Linked DNA regions of Homo sapiens: region 2 is linked to region 1. Evidence: read pairs that join two places in POLR2A ChIA-PET (ENCODE). Cell type or tissue: CD4-positive, alpha-beta T cell. All regions are shown on one strand. Links, peaks and the distances in the headings refer to the core of each region. The heading gives the core; the rest is flanking DNA.

Region 1 (8,340 bases), core at 93-8,092:
TTACCTAGAAAGACTGGAAATGCCTTATAAAAGGGAAAAAGTCAATTTTGTTTTTCCCTTGTGAGAGTCCTAAAATGCTTTCAAATTGTACTTTCCTAGGTAAAAATCAGGTTTATTCCCCCTACCCCAGCCTGAATTCTGGAAAACACTGAGTCTGAAGCACCTACTTCTAAAAACTACCTGTCTTCCCCTAGAGTTGCTGACTCCCCAGTTACCTCAAGAGCCCTCCTCAGACAGCTTTCCTCTGTTGTTTTATTCCCGGGCACAACCTGGAGCCTCTGGTCCCCAAGAGCAGCACCTGAGGGAAAGCCCCTTTTTTGTTCCTCAGGCCTTGAGAAGGGAAGGAAGGGTCAGCAGTGCTCAAGGGTCCCAGTCATGCCACCTGCTTGCTTGCATGTGGCCAGGACAAGGGATAGCTGGAAAGTAAAGGCACCCATTTTGTTGACCAGGATTTCTTTTCACCAGAGTAATGTTGAATAGCCCCACAAAGACTTTAGGGAGATCCTTGGGGACAGAAGACATTTCAATAGGCCACTAAGTGTTAATTAAGTAGTATTATTAAGTTCATGAAGCCTTTGTTTGGAGAAAAAAAGATTCCCAGTATTGTTAGTCAGCTTTGGCCTATTTGCCTGTTTGGTGGGGGTAGAGCTGGTTATCTTGATCTTAAACGTGCCATTTCTACAACCACTCCAAGGGAGTTCCTCAGAAAAGTTTATTCTCAGACTCTGGGCTTCTAATTTTATCTGTTTCCATCTCAGATGGATAATGAAGCCTCATAGAAAGTAGTACATGGAATCTCTGTCTTCATAGAAAGTAGTATGTGAAATCTGTGTGGAAATTTCAGATTCTTTAGCTAAACGCAGTTAATTGAATCCTTAGCCAGTGTGGGAAGGAAAGAGCCATTTATTCTCTTACATGCAGATGGGTATGTCTGAGTCCCCAGACTGGAAGCAGTAAAAGATGGTGCCATCAGCCAGTGGTTCATGCTTTTAGTACTAGATGGGACCATCAGAGTTCAATTCCATTTGCATTTATTTTAAGACATGAAAGCCGATTAAACAGCTACTTATTTATTTGGCCTAAATACCCATTAAATGCTTCATTCAGCAGTTTTAACAAAGGCAGAATGAATTAGGAATGTACTCGAAAAAGAAGGGACTTCTTTCTATCCTTTTAGCAGGACAAAATAGAAAATTTATGTGTTGGCTTATGGATTTATATTTTGTGACATATTCAAATAGATACTTGTAATAACTCATGTAATCCATGTTTATTATAGTAGAATTGGAAAATACAGATAAGCCAAAAGAAAAATATTATTTTAATCCTGACCACTCTTCCCTGCAAGATAATAACTGTTAACATTTTAGTGTATATTCCTTTTTTTCTATATATATGTAGACATATGCAAAAGAGTATCTTCATTTTTAAAAAACAACGTAAAAATCAATGGCTAATTGACCAGATCTAGCCAGCTGCCACCAAAAAACCAAGGGAGTGTTTGGATTGTATGGGAGGTGGGAAGGGGGTGACTTTGCTCTTAAACTGTGATTTGTGTGTGTTTGTGCAAGCATGTTAAGCATTTCTCTGTCTTGTGTTCATTCACAGCTGTGATTAGTGCCCATCCCATCCATTCCCTCGATAACCCTCACCATCATTTCCACTCCAGCAGCCTCGCTTCTCCAGCTCGCAGTCATCTCTACCACCCGGGCAGCCCATGGCCCATTGGCACATCCATGTCCCTTTCAGACAGGGCCAATTCCACAGGTGAGAGATGAGGATCAAGCCCAGATGGAAACCATTCCAAAAGAGTCGGCAAGCAGAAATGGGGAAGGACTTGCCCTACTTAGAAGAGGGATTTGGAATTTTTCTGTTTTATTTAACTTAGCATAACATTTCTGTGACTGACTCAAATTTGTTTCTGTAAAATTCACCCCATATTTCTACTTAAGTTTTAAACATTCAGTGCAAGGTTTTCTTTTAGTAAAAACAGTATCTCTAATCACATAAGCATCCCTTGTTCCATAAACTTGCACTTTAACTCAGTCTTTTTTCCAATTTCTTTCTTTTAATCCTCTAGTTTGAAAGGAAAACTCATCCTGGGTGATTTCAGACACTAGTGGTTGCCTTTGCCTGGCAGTCACTGTAACATTGGGTAGGTCCAAAGGTTAACTGTTACATACAGGTTACTTCCACCGTGGACCAAAGTGCAAACAACATCCAAGGAGCAGTGGGGCCACCAGCCACGAGGAGTTGTGTGTATTGTAAACCACAGGGTGCCTGATGTAAACCTCAGGATTATTAAAATTAGGAAGCGATGCACAGGAATAGATCCTCTCTGAAGAAACAGAAAATTACCTCTGAAGTGTATTTAAAGAAATACGTTGCTAGACAAACATGTCCCCAGTTTGGAAATCTTAGGAAACCGCATTATCAAACAGTTTTAAGGAGGAAAGAAATAGTGAAGGTGTGAGGACAGTAAGCGGCATAAATATTCTTCATTAATTGAAAATTAATTTTCATCCTCAGTTTTAAACGGCAAGCCTAGTAACTTCCCATATATTCAACATATTATTTTTCCACCATTTGAAACTTGCCTATTAATAGTTATTATGTTACTGATAGAACTGAGTTTTGCTGGTCTGGGGAATAAGGGAATTTCAAGTGAGTTCCATTTTAAAAGAACCTCAAAACTTTATGCTGGAAATTTGGGTTTCCAGTAATATCCCCATTCTTTTAAGTTTTTTGTTTTTCTTTGGTTTCTTTGTTTGTTTTTGAGACAGAGCCTCAGTCTGTTGCCCAGGCTGGAGTGCAGTGGTGCGATCTCGGCTCACTGTAACCTCCACCTCCTGGGTTCAAGCGATTCTCCTGCCTCAGCCTCCCAAGTAGCTGGGATTACAGGCACACACCACCACACCCAGCTGATTTTTGTATTCTTAGTAGAGACAGGGTTTCCCCATGTTGGCCAGGCTGGTCTCAAACTCCTGACCTCAAGTGATCCGCCTGCATTGGCCTCCCAAAGTGCTGAAATTACAGGCGTGAGCTACCGCGCCCGGTCCCCATTCTTTCAAGTTTTCATCAATCATAAACATACCCAAAACATCAAATGAAGCTTTATTAAGGGGTGCCTAATAATTTCCAACATTAGCTACTCCCAAAGCTATTACCTGATTTGGAGAATGCTGCTTGAACTCACATCTAAATTTGGCCTTCCAGGCTGAGCAGTGTGGCTCATGCCTGTAATTCTAGCACTTTGGGTGGCTGAGGCAGGAGGATCGCTTGAGCCCATGAGTTTGTGACCAGCCTGGGCAACAAGGCAAGATCCCGTCTCTACTAAATATTAAATATATATATATATATATGTAAAAATTTGGCCTTTCTACTATCTCCCTCCAAATCCCAATTTGGAGTTCTGCATTTAGGAAAGACGGTTTCCAAGATGGACAGTTACTCCAGCCAGCTGCATGGAGAGCCAAAGTCTGCCTTACAGACATAGTCTCAAATAGAACAGAGGACCAGAAAGCAGCCTCCACACCTGCTCTTAGAAAGGAGGTTTTGTGCCCAACCCTGTTTCTCCATCTTTAAGGCCAAGGAATCTCACATGCTAGGATGTGGTCCTGCCTGAGTGGATGGCAGGCACCTTCCAATCAAATCAGCCCCTTCCTCCTTCCTCCTGGGTTTGGGGATTGGAGAGAAGCATGGCAGCTCCTACCCAGCCCTCTCCCTTGTGATCTAGTATTGGTAAGCATTCCCTGCTCTACGGACCTAGGCAGAAAGTGAAGAGAGGGGGAAAGAATAATTTGCATTACTGAGAGAGGCCATGCTTTGATGACTAGTTGGATAATAGAAGGTAAAACTAAAGTGATAGACTTACTGAAGACTGATTTGAAATATAGAGCAAGTATCCAGAAATGATCAAAGTTCTTTTTCACGATTGTACTTTGCTAAGCTCCTGTGTCTCTGGAGCTCAGAGTGTTGCCACAGCTTGGTATATATGGGCTAAGCAGGGCCAGTCTCTGCTCTAAGGAGCATTCACTATGTCACCACCACTTGACATTGGAAAAGCACTTTCCTCTTGTCCAATCACTTGGCCAGTGTGAACTCTGTGTGTCTTAACTCTTTAAGAGGCAAGTCAGTCAGGAAGTAGCCCCCTTGCCAAAGCAGGAATTTTACTTACAGCATGGATTCTAAGCAGGCCAGTGATTTTGCACACTGTCAGGGAGCACCCTTCATGATAAAAGCAACGTGCCTGGGGCCCCCGGAGTTGTGCAAGGCAGCCCTGGTCTGTGGTAGCAGGCCTGGGTGCTGACTCATGTAGGCAACCCCATTTTCCTTTTTCACCTTTTGCGCCATCTCTTTGGCCCTCAGAAGCTTATATATCCAGTTACAGACCGTTGAGGCAGTCAGGAGAGGCCGGTTTGCCCAGAGCTGACCTAACATATCTGTCAGTACAGGCTGACATGGCCTGGACATGAGTCTACTGTTCTCTCTCCTCCTCCCTGCTACCCTTCCTAGCCAGCTCCTACCCTGCCCAGCTTCTCCCTGGCCCAGGATCACAGAGGGGGACCACCAGCTCCCCCGCCGTGGGGATGGCTAGCTTGAGCAAGCCTAAGAAGATCCTCAGCACACCCCTTTAAGGGGTGAGGAGTGACCTAAGCCTGGTAGGGCCAACATAGTTAGGCACACTTGGGAGGGTGTACGAGTCCCTCATCCATGGACCCAAGATCAGAGGTGCCACTCGTGACTGGTGTGGCCTGACTTCTCAGAGCCCAAGGGCACAGATTCACTGCTACTTCAGCAACAAAGGCAGGGAAATGTGTTGGATTTCTGCAGATTGCTCATGCTTTACAGTATCCCCATCTGCGGGGATACATTCCAAGACCCTCCCCCTCCCCCCGCAGTGGAGGCCTGAAGTCGCATATAGTACTGAACCCTTTATATCTGTTTTCTCCATCTGATAACCGAGACAGCTACTAAGTGACTCAAGGGCAGGTAGTGTACGCAGTCTGGATAGGCTGGACTAAGGGATGAGGCACATCCCCAGTGGAATGGCGTAAGATTTCATCATGCTACTCAGAACGGTGCAAAATGTAAAACTTATGAATTATTTATTTCTGGAATTTTTCATTTAAATTTTTGGACAGCAGTTGGCCACAGATAATTGAAATCATTGAAAGCAAAAGCATGGATAAGGGGGACTACTGTACTTGTTAAGGTTGAGGACTCCAGAAGTCAGAAGAGGCCTTCAGGCCACCTGGTACAGTCCATTGCCCTGAGCTGTGTCCCCATCCCTCTCCTCACAGGTGGGGAAGCTGGTCACCAGCTCATGCTGTTGGAAGGGTCTTCCTTATGTGGTCTCCCCGGGCCTTGGTGCTGCTTCTGCCCCACAGGGTGGGGGCAAGTGGTAGTCTGGGTGTGGAAAGGTGTGTGGTGGTCCAGAGCATGTGTGTGGAAGTCGGAAGGCAGGGATTCAGATTCCACCCTGCTAGTTCTTAACTGTGCAAATGGGCAATTTGCTTAACCTCCCAGTGCCTTCTGAGTTACTTTGAGGATCTAGTGAACTAATGAATGTAAAGCAGCTGGCATAGTGCTTGGCTTAAAGTAAGCACCCAGTAATTTACAAAGAAAAGAATCTTAATAGATAGATATTCAAGCACCGTGTTCAGCACTTTTCATACATCTCATTCAATCCTCAAAGAATTATGTGTTATTCTCCCTCTTTTGTAGATGAAGAAACTGAGACTCAGAGATATTCAGTGACTTTGTCAAATTCACCCAGCTAGTACACAAAGATTGGAGTCCAGGTCTGTCTGACTCCAGAGTCCGTGCTTTTCTACCCTGCTGTGCTGCCTTCCAGAACAACTCTGCCCCTTCTTATATTTTGAGATTGTTATCATGTTCTTCCTGAGCCTTCCCTTCTCCAGGCTAATCTACCCCCATTTCCTTCTCTGAATCAAAAATGCCCTTCATTTGGTGTGATCTGAAAGCTGTGTGCAGACCTCTGGGCTGCTCTGTTTGTTGTCCAATTCTCACTTGAGCTATGGGTTTTTTGCTGTGATGAGGCCATGCACAGTCCCTGGAGGCACGAAGGCCTGTGGCATTGGCCTCTCCTGCAGTGACCGCCAGGCCTTGTCAGCAGAGCTGGCTACTGTCAGGTACCCGGCCAGCCTTGGTGGTTAGCCATGGTTGTCTATGAAAGGCCACTGTCTAAGATTCCAGTGAGTGAAGTTTTTAATTTTCTTTTATACTTATTTATATCTTAATATCTTAGTCATCTCAGGAACCTTTACAAGTGCTTCATAATAAATAATGAGGAGAACTTTAAATCTACAAAATTGTGACCACTTAGCTGTGAGGTGAAAAACTGGAATAGCTGGTTGAGTACAAAATTGTTCGAGACTCCATTCTTATCCCTGGCAGTGGTGCTAATCCATGTTCTCTTGGACTAGCACTGATCGCAAGTGCTATTGAGCTGGTTTAGGGAACCCCTAGAAGTAGCCAAACTGTGGGACTGTCACATATTTAATGGCAAAAGAAATGCTAACATTTAGACTTTCCTGCTGTAGAATCCGTTCGAAATACCCCCAGCACTGACACCATGCCAGCCTCTTCGTCTCAAACATGCTGCACTGATCACCAGGACCCTGAAGGTGCTACCAGCTCCTCTTACTTGGCCAGCTCCCAAGAGGAAGATTCAGGCCAGAGTCTTCCCACTGCCCATGTTCGCCCTTCCCACCCATTGAAGAGCTTCGCCGTGCCAGCAATCCCGCCTCCAGGACCTCCCACCTATGATCCTGCATTGCCAAGCACACCATTACTGTCCCAGCAAGGTGAGTGAGGATGGCAGCACACCTGGAGGGAGCACACCTGGAGTGACCCTTTGGCTCAAGCTTGGGACAAAGCCACCCCTTCTTTGAAGTATAGCAAAGCAAATATCCTCCAAGCCTATCTTAGCAATTCTGTTAGCGTAGCAGTGTGCCATTGCCCCGCCCAGGAAGTTTATGGCCTCCCCTTTTCTGGGAACACTTACAAACCGGAGAATAATTTGCTGGGAACCAAGGGCTGACCTTTTGAATTGTGTTTTATGTGCAGCACCTTTGGTGGTAAGTCCAATGGCATGGGAATGGATAGCAGATCTAGTCTGCCCAGACCCCTGGAATCACCTCACTTCGTAAGGTCCCTGCAAACTAGAGAAGGGATCAGGGAGGCCAAGGCTTGGACTCATAGGGTGGTGAAAGCAGAAGTAACCTCAGAATAGGGAAAGGAATCCTGTGAAGGGAAAGTCATTTACCCAAATCCACACAGCTCAGTAACAGTCCCCTGACCTCAAAGGCATGCTTGCTTTCTGCTCTTCCAAATTGTTACCTATTCATTTGCTTTAGAATAAGCCAGTGGTTTTCAAAATTTCTGGTCTCAGTATCCCTTTATAGCTTAAAAGCTATTGAGCACCTAAAAGAGCTTTTCTTCATATGGGTTATATCTATCAATATTTACCATATTAAAATTAAAACTAAGAAATTTTTAAAGTATTTTATTCATTTAAAAAAGCAAGTATCTATCATGTTAAGATAAGTAGCATATTTTTATGAAAAACAACTATTTTCCTTTTTTTTTTTTTATTTGGGATGGAGTCTCGCTCTGTCACCCAGGCTGGAGTACAGTGGGGCAATCTCGGCTCACTGCAAGCTCCGACTCCCGGGTTCACGCCATTCTCCTGCCTTAGCCTCCCAAGCAGCTGGGACTACAGGTGCCCACCACCATGCGCAGCTAATTTTTTGTGTATTTAGTAGAGACGGGGTTTCACCACATTAGCCAGGATGGTCTTGATCTCCTGACCTCGTGATCCGCCCACCTCGGCCTCCCAAAGTGCTGGGAATATAGGCGTGAGCCACTGCGCCCAGCCGAAAAGCAACTATTTTCAAAACAAAAATATAGTGAGAAGAGTCGTTTTATTTTTTGCAGATCTCTTTAATGTCTGGCTTAATAGAAGACAGCTGGATTTTCCTATCTGCTTCTGCATTCAATCTGTTGCAATATGGTGTTTTGGTTGAAATATAAGAAGAAAATCTGGCCTAACAGATATGTAATTGGAAAAGGGAAGAGTATTTTTATAACCTTTTCAGATAATTGTGGATATTCTTTTTTGATACTACAGCAAAACTCAGCAAGTTGTAGTTTTTTAAAGGTTTGTTTGTAAAGTGAAATCTGAAACCTTATCTATGAAATATTCATACTTCATTCCATTGAAATTCATTCATCTGTCTTGCATTTAATGCATGATACTAAAATATCACACATCGGTCATTTAGAAAATATTGGTCCACTACATTATGCAAATTC
Region 2 (8,340 bases), core at 181-8,180, 370 kb after region 1:
TGTAGAAATCCTTTATGTTGGTGTAGATCCATTCACCAATTTTTCCAGATGAAAGTTTTTGCTTTTGGGGTCTTATTTTAAAAATCCTTTCCCCATCCCAAAGCCACAATATGTAATTATATACTTTCTCCTATTAACTATGTATTTTACTTTCCATATCTAAATTTTAATACAGCTAGAGTTCACCTTTTTCTTAAGGTGTGAAGTAGGGATCTTTTCTTTTAATCCATAAAAGGAGCGAATATTCTTAATACCATCAACTATAAAATTAATAATTTCTCCACTGATTTATGGTTCCATTTTTATATTTCAAATTTATGAAATCTGTTTTTGTCCCACTAGTCTATATGTTTGTTCCAATTCTTTCTAGTATAGTACTATATTTTTGTAGAATATTGAAACAGGATATTTTCATGACCCCTTCCCAGGCCTTGCGAAAGGGGTGTTTCACTTACTCAGCCCGCAGTGCTCCACCGCTCGTAGGAAGGGGAGCACATGTGAGCAGGTGCAGGAGCCAGGGTGAGTGCTTTTGGGTGCTGATAGGAGCAAAACTCCATGTGGGCCCTGTAGCAGTGACTGGGGGTCGTCCCTGCAACCTCTGAAGCCCCAGAAGGAGAGTTACAGTGCCCTTTTAGCTTTGCCATCTGTGGACTGCTTAAGAGTTAACAGCTCAGTGGAGGGTCAGTGTGGCAGCCTTTTGCACCCACACTTGAGGCACCCGAGTTCTCGTCTGGCATACAGGAGGAATGACGTTGCACAAATGAATTGAATTGAAGGTGGTAAATGCGGGGAATTTTATTGCCAATGAAAGTGGCTCTCAGTGGGTAGGGGAGCTGAAAAGGAGACAAAGTGGGAAGGTAATCTTCCATTGAAGTCCAGCTGTCCTTGGCTGGACTCCTCTCTGAAGCTACACTGTCAAGCTGTCCCTCTGAAGTCAAGCTGCTTCTCTCTGACTTCCAGCTGTAGTCTCTGACATTCAACTGCTTCTCCTCTCTCTACTGGCTGAGCCTGGAGTTTTTATGTGCACAGGATGGGGGACAGTGTGGGCCATGGGTGGTTTTTGAAAAGGCAATATTCAAGCAGGAAAACAGGGATGTAAGTTTTCATTTTGGGCTGCAGGTTCAGGCAGAATTTCTCTGCCTCCTGTCGCTATCAATATCTTTGCTTTGTAGAGAATCTCTGCTCTTCTTCACAGTTGTCTTAATTATCTGTGAATTTCTATTCTTCCCTATGTATTTCAGAATATTTTAAGTTGCTAAAACCTTTTGATATAAATTGTACTAAATGTATAGATGATTTTGAAAGACAATTAACGTCTTTGTGATGTTAAAATTTTCCATTCTTTTTTTTTTTTTTGAGATGGAGTCTTGTTCTGTTGCCCAGGCTGGAGTGCAGTGGCGTGATCTCGGCTCACTGCAACCTCCGCCTCCCAGGTTCAAGTGATTCTCCTGCCTCAGCCTCCCAAGTAGCTGGGACTACAGGTGTGTGCCACCACACCTGGCTAATTTTTGTATTTTTAGTAGAGACAGGGTTTCACCAAGTTGGCCAGGATGGTCTTGATCTCCTGACCTTGTGATCTGCCCACCTCAGCCTCCCAAAGTGCTGGGATTACAGGCATAAACCACCATGCCTGGCCCATTCTTAGTTTTTTTTGAGATGGAGTCTTGCTCTGTCACCCAGGCTGGAGTGCAATGGCGCGATCTCGGCTCATTGCAACCTCCGCCTCCTGGGTTCAAGCAATTCTCATGCTTTGGCCTCCCAAGTAGGACTACAGGTGCCTGCTACCACACCCAGCTAATTTTTGTATTTTTAGTAGAGATAGTGTTTCACTATATTGGCCAGGCTGGTCACTCCTGACCTCAAGTGATCTGCCCCCGTTCAGCTTCCCAAAGTGCTGGGATTACAGGCGTGAGCCACCGTGCCCACCCCAAATGTTCCATTCTCTAACATGACATGTCTTTCCATTTTTTCTAGTCTTTATGTATTTTATTAGAGTTTTAAAACTTTTCTTGTATATTCTTTGATAGGCTTATTTATATTGTTAAAATAGATAATTGGGATGTCATTAGGATGAGACCCTCTAATGCATGAGGTTCTTACCAGAGAAACCAAACCCCAACTCACTGTAAACTGTAAAATGAAACTTAGGCTAAACCAATCAGAAACTGTTAGCTAAACTTCTAACGGACTTTCCAACTTTAACCAATTAAATATTTTCTTTGTCTTGCTTTCATGAGCACCTTATAAAATTTCTCCTTTGTATCTTCTCAGTAGAGCACTGACCTGCTTATAGTCTGGTGTTGACTGATGAATCGCAGAATGCTCAAATAAACTCATTAAGATTTTAAGGTGTCTAAGTTTATCTTTTCTTTTCTTTTATTTATTTATTTATTTATTTTTTGAGACAGAGTCTTGCTCTGTTACCCTGGCTGGAGTGCAATGGCATGATCTTGGCTCACTGCAAACTCTGCCTCCCAGGCTCATGTGATTCTCATGCCTCAGTCTCCCGAGTAGCTGGGACCTGCAGGCTTGTGCCACCACACCTGGCTAATTTTTGTACTTTTAGTAGAGATGGGGTTTTACCATGTTGGCCAGGCTGGTCTTGAACTCCTGACCTCAAGTGATCCCCCCACCTCAGCCTCCCAATGTGCTGGGATTACAGGCATGAGCCACTGCACCTGGTGGTCGTGCCTATGTTTATCTTTCAATGCTATATAGTATAGATGGGATTTTTTTTTTTGCTGCTGCGAATGGTATCTCAGTTTATATTATATTTTCTACTTGGTAATATCTGATGTAGAGGAATGCTACTTATTTTCAAATATTTTAAAAGATTGCAACTGTGCTTATTTTTTTTAAATGATGTTCTGTTGAGTTTTCTATGCATATGATCACATCTGTCACCTGAATATAATGACAGCTTTGTCTCTTCTTTTCAAATCTTAAATCTTCATTTCTTATTGTCTTACTTCAGTGTCCACATTGACTAGGGGTGGGGATATTGTCCATCCTTGCCTCATCTGTAACTTTCAAGGCTTTGTGCCTTCATCAAGCATGGCATTTTTTATTGAGGTATAAGTTCCATGCAGTGAAATTCATAGATCTTCAGTAAACTCTGTACTCAGTTTGGTGGACACAGAGCATCTTCTTTACCTCAGAAAGTCCCCAGTGCTCCTTTACAGTTAATCTTTCTGCCCTCCAGAAGCAACCACCACCCTCATTTCTATCATTATTACGTTAGTTTTGCCTTTCTAGAGTTTCATGTAAATGGAATTACAGCAGAATGTACTTTGATGTGCCTGGTTGTTTTCCATCAGCATAGTATTTTTGAGAACCATCCCTGTTGTTACTTGCATCAGCAGTTTGTTCCTTTTCATCGCTTAGTAGTATTTCATTGTATGAATACACCACTGTTTGTTCCTTCTCCTTTGGATGAGCATCTGGATTGTTTCTACTTCAGTACTATTATGAATAAAGCTGCTATGAACATTATTATACAAAGCTTTTTTGTGGACATATGCTCTTATCTCTCTAGGAATGGAAATGTTGGGTCATAGTGTAGATGTATATTTAACTTTTTTTCTTTCTTTCTTTTTGTTTTTTTTTTTTTTTTTTTTGAGATGGACTCTTGCCATGTTACCAGGCTGGAGAGCAGTGGTGCAGTCTTGGCTTGCTGCAACCTCTGCCTCCAGGGTTCAAACAATTCTCCTGCCTCGGGTTCCCAAGTAGCTGGAATTACAGGCACATGCCACCATGCCCAGCTAATTTTCATGTTTTTAGTACAGAAGGGGTTTCACCACATTGGCCAGGTTGGTCTCGGACTCCTGACCCCAGGTGATCCGCCTGCCTCAGCCTCCCAATGTGCTGGGATTACAGGCATGGCCACCACGGCCTGGCCAACTTTTTAAGAAACCATTAGTTTTGATGTAGTGTGGGCAAAGCCTCAAATTGGGGCTTAGCCCAGGAGGGTTTGAGGCTTCGCCCAGGAAAGAATTCAAGGTTGAGCTGGTGGTATTCGCAACTTTTATTGAAGCAGCAGTGCACAGCAGCGGCAGAGGTACTGCTTCTTGCAGATCAGGGCTACCCCACAGGCAGTGTGCCCAGAGTAGCAGCTCAGAGGCCGTTCTGTGGTCATATTTAGACCCACTTTTAATTACATGCAAATTAAGGGGCAGAGTATGCAGAAATTTCTAGAAAAAGGGTGGTAACTTCTGGGTCGTTGGGTAGTTGTCATGGCAATGGTAAGCTGACATGGCACACTGGTGCGCATGTCTTATGGAAAGCTGCTTCCATTCTCTTTTAGCTACTCCTCAATTTGGGCTGGTGTCTGAGCTCTGCCTTCGGAGTTGAGTCCCACCTCCTACCTCAGTTTTCCAAAGCAATTATTTCATCTCACACTCCTACCAGCAATGTATGAGAGTTCTAATTGCTCTACATCTTCTCCAGCATTTAGTGTTATAAATCTTTTTCATTTTAACCATTCTATCAAGTATGTAGTGGTGCCTAATTGTTGTTTTATTTGCATTTCCTTGATGAATAATGATTTTAAGCACTTTTTCCATCTACCTATTGGCCATTTGTATATCTTCTTTTATAAAATGTCTGAGTTTTTGCCCATTTAAAAATTGTGGTTTTTTTTTTTAAATTACTGGGTTGCAAGAATTCTTTATATTTTATGGATGCAAGAATCTTCATTAGATATATGTGTTGTGAATATTTTCTCTTGGCAGCTTTCTTGTTTATTTTCTTGATGGTGGTTTCTGATGAAGAGAAGTTTTAAATTTTGATGAAGTCTAACTTATTAATCTTTTCTTTTATGATTTATGCTTTCTGGATCCTCCTTAAGAATTAACTGCTTACTCTGAGATCACAAAGATATTCTTCTAGCAGTTCTAGTAGCTTCATTATTATTTTAGCTCTTATGTTTAGGTCTGTGATCCATCAAGTTGGATTTTGTGTATAGTGTGAGACAACGGTTGATGTCCTTTATTTCCTATACGGATATTCAATTCTCTAAGCACCATTGGTTAAGGATATTTTCCTTTCCCCATCGAATTGTTTTGATACTTTTATTAAAAATCATTTGATTTTATGTGTATAAGTCTGTTTCTGTGACTCTCTATTTGATTCCAGTAGTTTATTTGACTATCCTTTCACTAATAGCCCATTATCTTTATTGCAGTTTTGTTTGTCTGAAAGTATCTTCATTTTGCCCTCATATTTTGAAGGGTATTTTTGCTAGATATAGAATATTTGCAGTTTTTTTCTTTGAGCATCTTAAAGATGTCATTCAATATCCTTCCAGCTTCTAAAGTTTTTGATGCAAAATCATCAAATCTTACTTTTTCTTCTTTGAAAGTCATGTGTCTTTATTCTCTAGTTGCTTTTAAGATTTGCCTTTTAGCTTTGGTGTTTGGCTTATTGACAAGGAAGTGCTTAGGTGTGGTTTTCTTTGTAATTATCTTGCTTGGGTTTGACCCAGCATCTTGAATCTGTACATTGATGTCTTCGATCAGTTTGGGAGGGTTCTTGATCATTAGCTCTTCCACTTTTGCTGCTGTCTTATTCTTTCTCTCCTCTGTTTGGGACTCCATTTACACATATATTCAAACTTTTGATTGTTTCTTGTATGTCTGATGTGCTCTGTTATTTCCATCCTTTTTTTCTCTGTGGGCTTCAGTTTGCATAATTTATATTCAAGCATGAACTTTTGAGTTCACTAATCCTGTCTAATGTTAAATCCATCCAAAGAATTTTTATTTTCAGATACTGTATTTTGCAGTTCCAGAAAGTCCATTTGCTATATTTATAGATTACAATTCTCTGACAAAGTTTTCTTTTTAACTATTTTGTTGCATTTTCAATTATCATATTTAAACATATTTGTAATAGTTATTTAAAATGTTTTTTCTGCCCTACAATATCTGAGTCATCTGTGGGTCTTTATTATCTTTTCATCTCCTGAGAAAGTGAGGTTATATTTTTCTGCCTTTTCACACAACTTATACATTTTTTTTTTTTTTTTGAGATGGAGTCTCGCTCTGTCGCCCAGGCTGGAGTGCAGTGACACGATCTCAGCTCACTGCAACCTCTGCCTCCTGGGTTCAAGCGATTCTCCTGCCTCAGCCTCCCAAGTAGCTGGGGTTACAGGCACATGCCACCACGCCTGGCTAATTTTTTGTGTTTTTGGTAGAGACGGGGTTTCACTGTGTTAGCCAGGATGGTCTCGATCTCCTGACCTGGTGATCTACCCACCTCGGCCTCCCAAAGTGCTGGGATTACAGGCATAAGCCACTGTGCCCGGCACGTTTTACCCTTTTCTTATTAGGCAGGTAAGGTAAGAGGCCAATCACAACAATATGATCAGAGAATAAACTAGATTGAGGTTGAATTGTAGTTCTGCTAGACTCAGTCTCTGGTTTGATGGAGAGCTTGTCAAGTCTACCTCCTCAGACATATCACACGACGGAACATTCATTTATGCCTCTTAGAGGTTTGAGCTTGGCTCTTTAGCTTCCCACTTAACACGACTTCAATTTTGGCAAATAGGAGAGCGGGACCAGCTGTGCGTTTGACACAAGTCCCCCTTCCTCTACAGATTGTTGTCTCCTAATTACTGTGAGGGTGGAAATTTTCACTTTGTTATTCTGTGTCCCTCCCACAGCCTTCCATGCCCCTCAGGCACTCGGCAAATGTTCCATGGGAAAAGCTGGCCATGCTTCAAGGGCTCTGTTCAATCTGAGACCCTACATCTTTAATTATGAGAAATAATTGGACATTGTGTCTTAAAATATTTTTCTGGTTATTTCTTTTTCTGAGACTCCTGTTAAATGGATGTAGGCCCTTATACTTTTATCATCCATATAACTTTTCTTTTTTTTTTTTGAGACAGAGTCTTGCTCTGTCACCCAGGCTGGACTGCAGTGGCACAGTCTCAGCTCACTGCAGCCTCTGCCTCCCGGGTTCAAGTCCCCCTGAGTAGCTGGGACTACAGGTGTACGCCACCATGCCCAGCTAATTTTTATATTCTTAGTAGAGATGGGGTTTTACCATGTTGTCCAGGCTGGTCTTGAACTCCTGACCTCAGGTGATCCACCCGCCTCAGCCTCCCAAAGTGCTGGGATTACAGGTGTGAGCCACCACAACGCCTGGCCCACTTTTCTTTATATTTTCTATTTTTAGACCTTTTCTGTTTTTTGTTTTGTTTTGTTTTGTTTTGTTTTGTTTTTGAGATGGAGTCTTGCTCTGTTGCCAGGCTGGAGTGTAGTGGCACAATCTCGGCTCACTTCAAACTCCGTTTCCCGGGTTCAAGTGATTCCCCTGCCTCTGCAGGCTCCCAAGTAGCTGGGGCTACAGGCACGTGCCACCACGCCTGGCTAATTTTTGTATTTTTAGTAGATGGGTTTTCACCATGTTGGCCAGGATGGTCTCGATCTCCTGATCGCGTGATCCACCCGCCTCAGCCTCCCAAAGTGCTGGGATTACAGGCATGAGTCACCTGGCCCCAATATTTTTGATTTTGGTGATTGTCTTCTGCCTGATCTTCCAACTCTCTAATTTATTTTTTGGCTGAATACATTCTGCTATTTACTCCATCTACTGAGTTATTTGTTGTAACGGTTATTAAATGTTGTCATTGCCAACATTTCTAGTTATTTTTAAATCATTGCTTATCTTGCTTGATATTTACAGTGTCCTCCCTTATGTCTTGGAGGATGTATATTGTCCTTATGGTAAATCCCTCTTCTGCCTAGTCTGTTCATACGACTTTTTAAAATTTTTTATTTTTTTGAGACAGAGTCTTGCTTTGTCACCCAGGCTGGAGTGCAGTGGTGCTACCTCGGCTCACTGCAAGCTCCACCTCCCAGGTTCATGCCATTCTCCTGCCTCAGCCTCCCAAGTAACTGGGACTACAGGCGCCTGCCACCACGCCCCACTAATTTTTTGTATTCTTTTAGTAGAGACGGGGTTTCACCGTATTAGCCAGGATGGTCTGAATCTCCTGACCTCGTGATCCGCCTGCCTCGGCCTCCCAAAGTGCTGGAATTACAGGCGTGAGCCACCACACCCGGCCCATACTACCCCTTTTGCTAGTCATTCATTTGGTGGTTGTTTTGGCTCTGAGTTCATCTTCCCTTAAAAGTGTCAGCTATCTTGGTGAATAATGTATACTCCGTGGGAAGGAGTGAGGTTAAAGACGGGGCTCCAGCTTTGGCTCCTCTAGGCAAAGGTATGAGGGGAGTGCCTCAGGGTGCAGAGCCTCTGGCAGCTATTCGCCATTTGCCACCTGTCCACAGACAAGCCAGAGTGAAGTGCCTCACCTTCCAGAGACCCTCTGCC

The links. ChIA-PET counts read pairs that join two places held together with the same protein. Peaks named below come from ENCODE experiments on the same cell type or tissue, not always from the same donor. Only the 100,000 strongest peaks of a DNase experiment are listed, where the experiment ranks them.
Region 2: POLR2A ChIA-PET joins it to region 1 with 5 read pairs; 2 of 35 experiments call an interaction of 5 or more read pairs at or near these places.

Annotation. Positions count from the first base shown.
Region 1 is chr15:73,291,782-73,300,121 of GRCh38, forward strand. NEO1 (neogenin 1) reads left to right here. Exons shown (of 29, transcript NM_002499.4): 26 at 1,609-1,767; 27 at 6,567-6,830. MIR12135 (microRNA 12135) reads left to right here and starts at 8,129; the gene lies at 8,129-8,198. In CD4-positive, alpha-beta T cell, for the core only: no CTCF peak of the experiment used is centred there; a DNase peak (open chromatin) is centred at 4,300.
Region 2 is chr15:73,662,317-73,670,656 of GRCh38, forward strand. No RefSeq gene overlaps it. Among named protein-coding and RNA genes, the nearest start is that of CD276, 18 kb to the right of the region's middle. In CD4-positive, alpha-beta T cell, for the core only: no CTCF peak of the experiment used is centred there; no DNase peak of the experiment used is centred there; H3K27me3 peaks cover 890 bases.